2 separate regions of the Homo sapiens genome follow, and region 2 is linked to region 1. Evidence: chromatin loops called from intact Hi-C (ENCODE). Cell type or tissue: B cell. All regions are shown on one strand. Links, peaks and the distances in the headings refer to the core of each region. The heading gives the core; the rest is flanking DNA. Region 1 overlaps TBC1D9 (TBC1 domain family member 9). Region 2 overlaps TBC1D9 (TBC1 domain family member 9).

Region 1 (5,384 bases), core at 327-5,326:
TCTACCTTGAGAAAAATGAAAGCACTCCAAAAAATTGCATGCAATTTTAGGAGTTTAATGGATCTCAGGTGAATTAGAACGTAGGGGCTTCAAGTTAAAATATCTCAAGAGATGGAGACAGTTTCTCGTTATACAAAATCAAATGTGTGATTCCTTCAGTAAGCTGTTCTCTCAGAAATGTGTTTGTGTATCAACTATGTTTAGGGCGCTGAACTTTACAAAGATTTAAAAGAAAAAGCCAGTTTTTGTTGGGTCACATTATTAACCTTGAGATGAAACATGGGTGAACAAATTCGGGAGATTTGAGAACATAGGCATGGAGATGGTAAGAGTGCAGACTAATTAAGTCCATATCAAATTGTTCCATCTGAGTTAGAGCATTGGACTGTCCAGGAATTTGACATAGTGCATTCAGTGGAGACCTCCACAACTAGGGAGACTTTCCATTTTATAATCAAACAACCAAATAATTCCCAGAAATGTATGAGAAATAACAAAGTGATATTCATGAAGCCCTGACTGGTTAGGAGGTGTATGTTTTTAGGATAAATGCTTTCATCTTGCCAGCTTGTAAGTACTGTATTAGTAAAGTTGCAACTAGTAGTGCTTGTGTATTTATTTATAAATACACAGGGGGTTAGGGATGCCAATCCCCCATGCAGTCAAAAATCTGTATAATTTTTGACTCCCCCAAAACTTAACTCCTAATAACCTACTGTTGACCAGAAGCCTTACTGATAACATTAACAGTTGATTACACATATTTTTTGTTATATGTATTATATACTGCAGTCTTATTATAAAGCAAGCTAGAAAAGCAAGTGTTATTAAGAAAATCCTAAGGAAAAGAAAGTATATTTACTGTTCATTAAATGGAAGTGGTTCATCATAAAGGTTTTTGTCCTCATCGTCTTCACAAAGTTGAGTAGGCTGAGGAAGAGGAGTTGGAGGGATTGGTATTGCTGTCTCAGGTGACAGAGGCTGAAGAAAATCCCTGTGTGAGTAGATCCAGGCAGTTCAAACCCATGTTGTTTAAAGGTCAACTGTAATACAAAAGCAGTTAAAATTTATGTTAGCTCCTAATGGAACTTAATGTTATAATTGGTGTCAATGAAAAGAATCAAACTCTGTAAAATATTTAAAGAAGTCTATTCTGAGCCTAATATGAGTGACTGTGGTCCAAGGCACATTCTCAAGAGGTCCTGAGAACATGTCCAAGGTGTCCAAGGTGGCTGGGTTATAGTTTGGATTTATACTTTTTAGGGGGATGGACATAAGACATCAGTATATGTAAGGTGTAATTGGTTTTGTCTGGGCAGACAGGACTACTCAAAGAGGTGGGGCTTCCAGGTAACAGGTGGATTGAAAGATTTTCTGATGGGCAATTGGTTTAAAGAGTTATTATCTATAGATCTGGAATCAATAGAAAAGAGTGACTGGGTTAAGATAGGAGTTGTGAATAGAAAGGAGTGACTGGGTAAAGGTAAGGGGTTGTGAAGACTGAGATTCTTTTTTTTTTTTTTTTTTTTTTTTTAAACACTCTTGCTCTGTCACCCAGGCTGGAGTGCAGTGGCAAGATTTCGGCTTACTGCAATCTCTATCTCCCAGGTTCAAGCGATTCTCCTGTCTCAGCCTTTGAAGTAGCTGGGACTACAGGTGTGTGCCACCACACCCAGCTAATTTTGTATTTTTAGTAGGGACGGGGTTTCACTATGTTAGTCAAGCTGGTCTCAAACTCCTGACCTCAGGTGATCCACCCACCTTGGTCTCCTAAATTGCTGGGATTACAGGTGTGAGCCACAGCCAGGGCCCCAAGGCTCTTACGTAGATGAGGTCTCACAGGTGGATGCCCTTAGTGGGAATAGATGGCAAGTGTTTTCTACTCAGACCTTTAAAAGGTGCTAGACACCTAGCTAATCTCTTTAGGATCAGAAAAGTGACCTGATCTCTGTTTTAATGTTAATGCTGGTCAGTTGTGCCTGAATTTGAAAGGGAGAAGGGTATAATGAAGCATGTCTGAAAACCCACCTTCCCATCATGGCCTGAACTAGTTTTTTGGTTTCTTTGAAGTTCCCTTGGCTGAGAGAAAGGGTCCATTCAGTCAGTTGGGGGGTCAGAATTTTATTTTTGGTTTATATTGGTGACTTCTATGTGTTGGGGTGGGCAGTAGTCTATAGCTGTGTGTGGAGTTGGCTCATAATACATATTATTAATAGGAAAATGCTGCTGACAGGAAACATGACCAGACAAAAGCAGATTTTGCTTGCTTGTCCCATGAATCCCCCCCACCTCCATCCCATTATTATTATCAACTTTAAGATAATTTTGTTCACAGAATTCCATTGTCCATACCAATTTCTCTTGAGACTGATTTATTCTACAAAGAAACCGTGGGAATGAATGCTTATAATTTGTGCAGGATTTGACATGACATTTAACAACTTCTGGGTGTTTGTAAACTGGCCACAAAAACTAGGCAAGAAAAAATTTACTCCAAGCGTCCTAGAAATTTGAGGAATTTGAAAGGTTGAGGCAGACCTGCTGCTCTAGGGACACTGCATATCCTTTCTGCTTTGCCTTCCTCATGCACAGAGAGGACCCACTTTATGAAGAGTCAGATTGTGAATTGTGATATGGTTCCCAGGCCTGACCACAAAAGCCTGTTTTGTAGTTATGTACAGAACAGGATTTGTAATTATGTGGACCTAGGCAGCTTACAATGCCAACAGCTGTGGTAGGTACCACCTTGAGTTCTGAGTCTTGGAGGTGGAAGCCCATGCCTGCTTCATGGCACAGCAGTGTGCAGGGAATGCCACAGACAAAAGCCCTGAGGGTGGCTCTTTGCACAGCGTCTTTGTGTTCTCTGCCTCCCTCACTGACTTCTACTCTTTAGTCCTTCACTTAGTAAGCAGACAGCTGGATTCAAATCACAGCTCCACCTGTTGGACATGTGATTTGCAAAGTTTCTCTTCCTCTCTGAGCTTAATTCCCTTATTTAAAATGTGGCTTAATAACGTTTTAGCACCCGTTATGAAGAATCTGAGATAAGTCATGTAAAATACAGGAAACATAAAGAACCATTCATAGATGATTGTCCCATCATTGTCCTCCCTTGGTGATGATCTCATGTAGGTATTAGGAGGCAACTGGCTCTAATTCACAGCAATGTGTGAGTAATGGAAGAGTTCTGCAGTTTACAGAGACATTACATTTTCTGAAGGATGCTGTTAAAGCAAATGGATATCTGTCTGATATTTAGGCAGTTTGACAACATTAAGTCAAATACTCAGGCTTTTTGGAGAAGATAATTTTTGATCAGCAACCTTAAATTGTTTCTACGTAACTCCTTCCATCTGTCCTTCCCTCCTTCCTTTCCTCCTTCCTCCCTCCCTCCATCCCTTCCTTTCTCTCTCCTTCCTTCCCTTCCTTTTCCTCCCTTCCTGATACTGTATGTACATTTTGAAAGCTCTACCAGTAAAAGGTAGTTTCTTTCTTTCTCTTTCTCCTCCTCCTCCTCCTCCTCCTGCTCCTCCTCTCTCCCCTGCCCCTGCACCTTCTTTCTTCTCTCTTTTCTCTTCTGTTTCCTTCTTGCACAAATAGTCCTCTCTGAGAATGGCAAACTGGAATCACCAGGGAGAGGACTGGAGTGGGAAAGACAGGAGGAGGGGTCACCTTTTCTCTTTGGGGGTTTGTGGGGAGTGTGTGTATGTATAGTTACTAGAAATTTGTAATTTGAAAACATCCTCTACTAGTGAAACTAGAGAACTGTGAAGAAGTCAATAACCCACCTTCTGCTTTTCTTTGTTTTCTTTTCTTGTCAGATGTGCATTCTAAAAAGCCCAGTGGATGAGTCAGTCTTTTTTTTTTTTTTTTTTTTTTTTTGAGACAGAGTCTCACTCTGTTGCCCAGGCTGGAATGCAGTGGTGCAATCTCGGCTCACTGCAACCTCCACCTCCCAGGTTCAAGCAATTAGCCTGCCTCAGCCTCCTGAGTAACTGGGACTACAGATGCCCGCCACCATGCCCAGCTAATTTTTGTATTTTTAGTAGAGACGGGGTTTCACCATATTGGCCAGGCTGGTCTCAAACTCCTGACCTCATAATCCACCTGCCTCAGCCTCCCAAAGTGCTGGGATTACAGGTGTGAGCCACTGTGCCCGGCGAGTCATTTTTTAAGGTGTTCTGCAATTGCCACTGGCTTCTAGTTGATTTCAAATGGCATGTCACAGTTTTGCTGTTAGCTTTGTTGATGAAAAAATCCAAACTCTGTAAAATATTTAAGGAGATTTATTGAGCCAAATGTAAGGACCATGACCCATGACACAGCCTCTGGAGGACCTGAGAACATGTGCCCGGGGTCATTGAGTTATAGCTTGATTTTGTACATTTTAGGGGCACAAGTTACAGGCAGACGTGAACCAACCCATGTAAGGTGTACATTGGTTTGGTCTGGAAAGGTAGGACAACTCAAAAGGGAGGGGGCTTCCAGGTCATATGTGGATTCAAAGATTTTCTGATTGGCAATTGATTGGAAGAGTTAAGTTATTGTCTAAAGACTTGGAATCAATAGAAAGGAGTTTCTGGGTTAAGATAAGGGGTTGTGGAGATCAAGATTTTTATTATGTAGATGAAGCCTCCAGATAGCAGGCTTTAGCGAGAAAGATGGTAAATGTCTCTGTTTTGTTTTTGTTTTTATCTGGACAGGGTCTGGCTCTGCCGCCTAGGCTAGAGTGCATTGGCATGATCTCTGCTCACTGCATCCTCTGCCTCCTGGACTCAAGCCATACTCCCACCTCAGCCTCTCAAGTAGCTGGGACTACAGGCACATGCCACTACACCTAGCTAATTTTTGTATTTTTTTGTACAGACAGGGTTTCACCACATTGCCCAGTCTGGTCTTGAATTCCTGAGCTCAAGCAATCCGCCTGTCTCAGCCTCCCAAATTGCTGGGATTACAGGCGTGAGGCACCACACCTGGCCTGATAAATGTCTCTGATCAGATCTTAAAAGGTGCTAGATTCTTAATTAAATCTCTTCTGGATCTGGAGGAGATTTGGAAAGGGAAAGGGATTCTCTGCAAAATGTAGATTTCCCCCACAAGAGATAGCTTTGCAGGGCCACTTTAAATATGTCAAAGAAATATTTTGGGGTAAAATACTTCAATTTCTTTCTTTAGGGCCTGCTATTTCTCATGTAATGCTATACTAGAGTCACGTTGGAGTTTGGTATCTTCTTCCTACAAAGAATCTGTTTTGTAAGTCTTCAGATCTCTGTTTTAATGTTAATACTGGTCAGTTTTTCTGGAATTCCAAAGGGAGGAGATTATAATGAGGTATGACTGACAGCCCTCACCACCCCACCCTGCTCTATTCTTCCTACCATGGC
Region 2 (5,384 bases), core at 143-5,142, 66 kb after region 1:
TTTTTTCTTCTGGAATATGTACATCTCTAGTCATATTAATACCAGTTGTGTGCTTTGTGTTTTATTCCTTATTAGGGCATCATTGCAGAATACAACAAAATCAATGATGTAAAGGAAGATGATGACACGGAGAAGTTTAAAGAAGCCATTGTGAAATTTCATAGGCTGTTTGGGATGCCAGAGGAAGAGAAACTCGTCAACTATTACTCTTGCAGCTATTGGAAGGGGAAGGTCCCCCGTCAGGGTTGGATGTACCTCAGCATTAACCACCTTTGCTTTTATTCTTTTCTTATGGGAAGGGAAGGTAAGTCATCTAAAATTTCAGCAGGAAACTTTGGAAAGTCTACTGAGGTTTGCCCTGAACTCATAAACCACATCAAAATATCAGAAATAAATCTATAGTTATAACTAAGTCAATACTAATTTTTTTTTACTACTGAAGTGAATTTAATTATTTTTCAGTTCAAAATGGTCACTAAGTAATAAAGATTCACTAAAGGTGTAATTAATTCAGTAGACATGGATTAAATCTATAATTCTGACCTCAGAATTCACATGGCCCAGATTTACCTCTTAAAATGAACAAGCAAAACAAATATGGTATTATAAACTCAAAGGAGTTCAGTGGGATGGGGGAGTGGGGTTGTGAGACTGCAATATCTTGAAAGCGTTTTCAGGAATCAGATGTTGACCCAGGCTTGTTCCTTGTGCTCAGCGAAACTGGTCATCCGGTGGGTAGACATCACTCAGCTTGAGAAGAATGCCACCCTGCTTCTGCCTGATGTGATCAAAGTGAGCACACGGTCCAGTGAGCATTTCTTCTCTGTATTCCTCAACATCAACGAGACCTTCAAGTTAATGGAGCAGCTTGCCAACATAGCCATGAGGCAACTCTTAGACAATGAGGGATTTGAACAAGATCGATCCCTGCCCAAACTCAAAAGGAAATCTCCTAAAAAAGTGTCTGCTCTAAAACGGTGGGTGATAGAGACCTTGTATCTTCCAGACTTTAGAAATGAGAAACTCACTCATTCATTTATTCAGTGTAACCTTCTCTGACGATCTTCAAGGGTTCTGAACACTCTTCTGTGTATAGATACAAAACTAAAAAAGACTAGCTGAGGTGCTACCAGTTCAGAAAGTGAGACAGACATGACCTGCTCCAACACAAGGCAGCAGGCACTCTTCTGGTCCTGTGAACACAGTGCTGTGGGTGCACACATGGGGAGTGATAGCCTCAGCCCAGATGGGGAAGAGTGGGTAAGAAAGGCCTCTCAGTGGAGGCTGCTTTGAGCTGGGCTCTGAAGAGGTGATAGAAGTTACCTGTGCAGGTACATATCCATGCCTGGATATTTCAAGCAGAGGGAAGATGACGATGGGGGAAACACAAGGGAAAACACAGAGAGAAGTAACTTTGTCACATGGCTAGTAGGTGGCAGGGCATGGGATGAGGAGAGGCTGCAGAGAAGCCTCAAAGTCTGAATGTGAGAGCAGAGCTAGAGAGAGGGTGATGGAAAGTTGATGCCCCATGTGCCTGGAATTACCCTTCATCAACACAGGGAATGAGAGAAGGAAGAGCATGTCCAAGGGATACGATAGCTCAGCTTTGATTATGTTGAATTGAGGTGCCTGTAGCTCATCTAAGTAGAGATCAGTCCAGTAAGATATACAAAATTGGAAATCATTGATGTGCATTTGGTAGTTGAAATCTAACCAGAGGTCTTTGTAATTAAGATGTCCTTGGTGATTTGAGACATGTTCAAAAGAGCAGTGTAAGATAGATGCTGCTACTGCAGCGGATCAAATAAAAAATAAAAGACAAGGAAAGGGAACTAGGCAAATACAGACTTCATTTTCAAGAAATTCAGTGGTAAAGGAGGGGAGGATTGCTTTTTTTTTTAGAATGAAAAAGATTTGAACATAGTATCAAATGAAGGAGGCAGATGGGAAGAGCATTTTGGTGAGGGTAGGTGTGGAGACAGGAAGGGACATAGAGATAGTTATAAGAAAGTTGATCATTTAAGAAGTGATATTTTGTAGAGAAAGCATGGAAAGGATGCTTGTGTGTCCTGATATACCTTTTCCTTTGGAATGGAGAGGAAGTAAGAGTAGGTGAGGATGGAGGTGACTTTGGAGACAGAAGGGAAGGAATTGGAGGGGGCTTCTGCATCATGGACCTTTGCTCTATGAAGTCAGAGACTAGACCATCACGAGGCTGATGTCAGGTAGAAGCTTGAGGGGAGAGGTTTAAACAACTGACATGATGAGCAAGAACAAAGAACTCATTAGAGAAAAGATAGTAGTTAACAGAAGACCCAGCTAAGGTCAGAAGCCATAGTTGCCCAAGGTGAGTTGTTCCTGTGTCTTTTCCTGCAGCTTTGTTGTCGATTTGGGGTGGACACTGAGGCCCAGTGGATTTATATGGCTGGTTTGCATTCTCATTAGGTCTTAAAAGATAAGGCCCCCCCTAAAGTGGCTTGGATAAGAGTAAATGCAGTGACCTCTTTAGAGTGTATTGCATTTCTTTAGAAAGAGGAAGAGTTTCCTGTTCAGGCTTATTTTTGCTATGATTCTTTAACATTTACAGACATGGATTATAAGTGACTATGCAAGGGACTGAAATATAATAAGATAATTTTATTACGCTTTTGGGTCATTAGGTTGGGGTTAACTTCAATATAAAGAAAGCTGAGAAGCGGGGGATGAGTCTAGCAAGATTGAGGAGGTGGAAAATGGGCTGGGGGAACTTCCGCTGCTGCATAATTTAGAAGGTATGGAAACATTTTTCTTATGTGAATTGTAATTATTGCTTTCCAGTGATCTTGATGCCAGGGCAAAGAGTGAGAGATACCGTGCACTTTTCCGGCTGCCCAAAGATGAAAAATTAGATGGCCACACAGACTGCACTCTCTGGACTCCATTTAACAAAATGCACATTTTGGGGCAGATGTTTGTGTCCACAAATTACATCTGTTTTACCAGCAAGGAGGAGAACTTATGTAGCCTCATTATCCCGCTCCGTGAGGTAAGTATCTGATAAAAATTGATATTTTAAGTTTCATTTGTAATACTTTTCTGGGTGAACCAGGAATAATTTTTTTACCAACAATTGGCTTTTGAACACAGGTGAATGTTCATGCGTCTTTGGTGGCACCTGCATTCTTTCATTTGTTGTCACTGCTGTGACTCTGGGACCTGTGAGATCTCTTCTTCCAGAAGCTGCATGGGGGTTTTTTAATGTAGGTTTTGTTTTTATTTTATTTTATTAGAGACAGTCTCGCTCTGTCACCCACGCTGGAGTGCAGTGGCATGATCTCAGCTTACTGCAACCTCCACCCTCCAGGTTCAAGCGATTCTCCTGCCTCAGCCTCCTGAGTAGCTGGAATTACAGGCGCCTGCCACCATGCCCAGCTAATTTTTGTATTTTTAGTAGAGATGGAGTTTCACCATGTTGGGCAGACTGGTCTCGAACTCCTGGCCTCAGGTGATCCACCCACCTTGGCCTCCCAAAGTGCTGGGATTACAGACATGAGCCACTGTGCCCGGCCTAAATGTAGGTTTTATTACAATTCAAGCTTAACGAGGCCAGCAATCAGGGGATGAGTGCTATTGAAATAGCTTGTTTTATGCACAGATCCTGAAAGGCAAGGGCATGCCACGCGATGTGCTGGGCCACACGTGGAAGCACCATGGTCAGAGGAGGCAGGAGGGAAAGAAAATGTGGGCAAGATCCTTTATGTGATTTCAAGGGAAGAAATGGGCTACGCCGAGTAAATAGGCTTAGGCTTGGATAATTGGAACAATTTTGGTGGGCTGTGGGGCATAGGGGTTGTCCCTAGTTGTCCATGGGTTAAAAAGGGCAAGGAAATAGTAGTCTTGAGTGTGAGCATTCAATAAAGGAAGTGGTTGAGGTGTGGGCTCCAGATTGGTTGATTTGCTTTGAAAGCAATTTTCTAGAAATTGGCTAGCCCTGGGAAGGGTAATCCCTCCAGGGTCAGCAAGGCCCCCAAGATGCCAAAGCATCAAATACAGAAACTAGGAAACATGTTTATTGTACCTGGCTCAAGGTCTGAGGGCACCCTGGTCTAAAGGAGACAGTCTAGGTTGTGAGTCAGAAAGCCACGTGTTTGTTGGGCTCTGCTCGGCTGATTTCCTGTGTTAGAACCATCATGCTGCTGCTTACAATGGTAGATTCCTGAGTCCATCCCAGATCTTCTGAATCTGTATCTCTGCAAGTTTTAGATCTCTGTTTTAATACATTTACAGGCCAATTCTTATGCACAGTAAAGTCTAAGAAACATTATTATTGTTCTGGGGTGGAGGTGGGTTCCATCCTAACTCCAGGATGATAGCTTACTCTGGTACTTGTCTGGAAGCTTTGCTGTGAGGCTTGGAGTTGACAAAGACCCCAGGTTAGGATGTCAGAGAAAGGGCAGTGCAGGGGCCAGCAGCCCTGCAGTTTCTAACCTGACCTCTTCCAACCTACCCTGGTCCTTTCTGGAAGCTAAGGTGGCCAGAGGCTTTGGGTATTTGATCAGGATTGTCCCCTTGCTAACATCCCTTTAGCAAAGGATTCGGGTTTCTCTCTGCCTTCTTTATCTTTTTCTTTTTTTTTAATTAGGCATAGTTTCTTCTTATTTTCTTGTTTTAAGAGTAATATATCTTTATCCCAGAATTTGTAAAATACAGACAAATAAAGAGAAAAGTCCGCCCTAGTTCCACTGTTCAGAGAGGACCACTGTTAACATTCTATTGTACAGCTTTCTAGTTTTTTCTCTGCATTGCTGTGTATGTGTCATTTATATAATTTAGATGTAAAACACTTTATAGGGAATTTTTATTTTTAGTTATTTCCTTTAACATTGAGTATATCTTAAAGTGTCCTTCAAATCATTAAATATTCTTCTATAGGCCAGATGTGATGGCTCACACCTGTAATCCCAGAAATTTGGGAAGCCGGGGCAGGAGGACTGCTTGAGGCCAGGAGTTCAAAGACCAGCCTAGGCAACATAGCAAGGCCCCATCTCTATTAAAAATTAAAAATTTAAAAAAATTAGCTGGGGATGGTGATGTGCTCCTGTAGTCCTAGCTACTTGGGAGGCTGAAGTGGGAGGATCACTTGAACCCAGGAGTTTGAGATCACAGTGAGCTATGATCGAACCACTGCACTCCAGCTTGGGTGACAGAGCAAGACCTTATCTCTAAAAAATAAAAAATTAAAAAAAAATATATATATATATATTCTTCTACAATGTAATTTTTTTTTAAGAGATAGGGGCCTTGGTCTATTGCACAGACTAGACATGAGCTCCTAGGCTCAAATGAGCCTCCTGCCTTAGTCCCATGAGTAGCTGAGATTACAGGCATACACCATCACATTCATA

Evidence for each region. Peaks named below come from ENCODE experiments on the same cell type or tissue, not always from the same donor. Only the 100,000 strongest peaks of a DNase experiment are listed, where the experiment ranks them.
Region 2: it touches region 1 in a loop (2.2-fold over the local background); 5 of 110 quality-filtered maps call a loop at or near these places.

The regions. Positions count from the first base shown.
Region 1 is chr4:140,741,030-140,746,413 of GRCh38, reverse strand. The region is part of intron 1 of TBC1D9 (TBC1 domain family member 9); the gene reads left to right. It overlaps LOC124900786 (a long non-coding RNA gene), which reads right to left. Exons shown (of 3, transcript XR_007058282.1): 3 at 975-1,043. Among named protein-coding and RNA genes, the nearest start is that of TBC1D9, 13 kb to the left of the region's middle. In B cell, for the core only: a CTCF peak has its summit at 2,959 (motif pointing left); DNase peaks (open chromatin) are centred at 2,943 and 3,673; H3K4me3 peaks cover 1,797 bases; H3K27ac peaks cover 5,000 bases.
Region 2 is chr4:140,674,535-140,679,918 of GRCh38, reverse strand. TBC1D9 (TBC1 domain family member 9) reads left to right here. Exons shown (of 21, transcript NM_015130.3): 4 at 76-304; 5 at 716-977; 6 at 2,818-3,025. Among named protein-coding and RNA genes, the nearest start is that of TBC1D9-AS1, 35 kb to the left of the region's middle. In B cell, for the core only: no CTCF peak of the experiment used is centred there; no DNase peak of the experiment used is centred there; H3K27ac peaks cover 1,558 bases.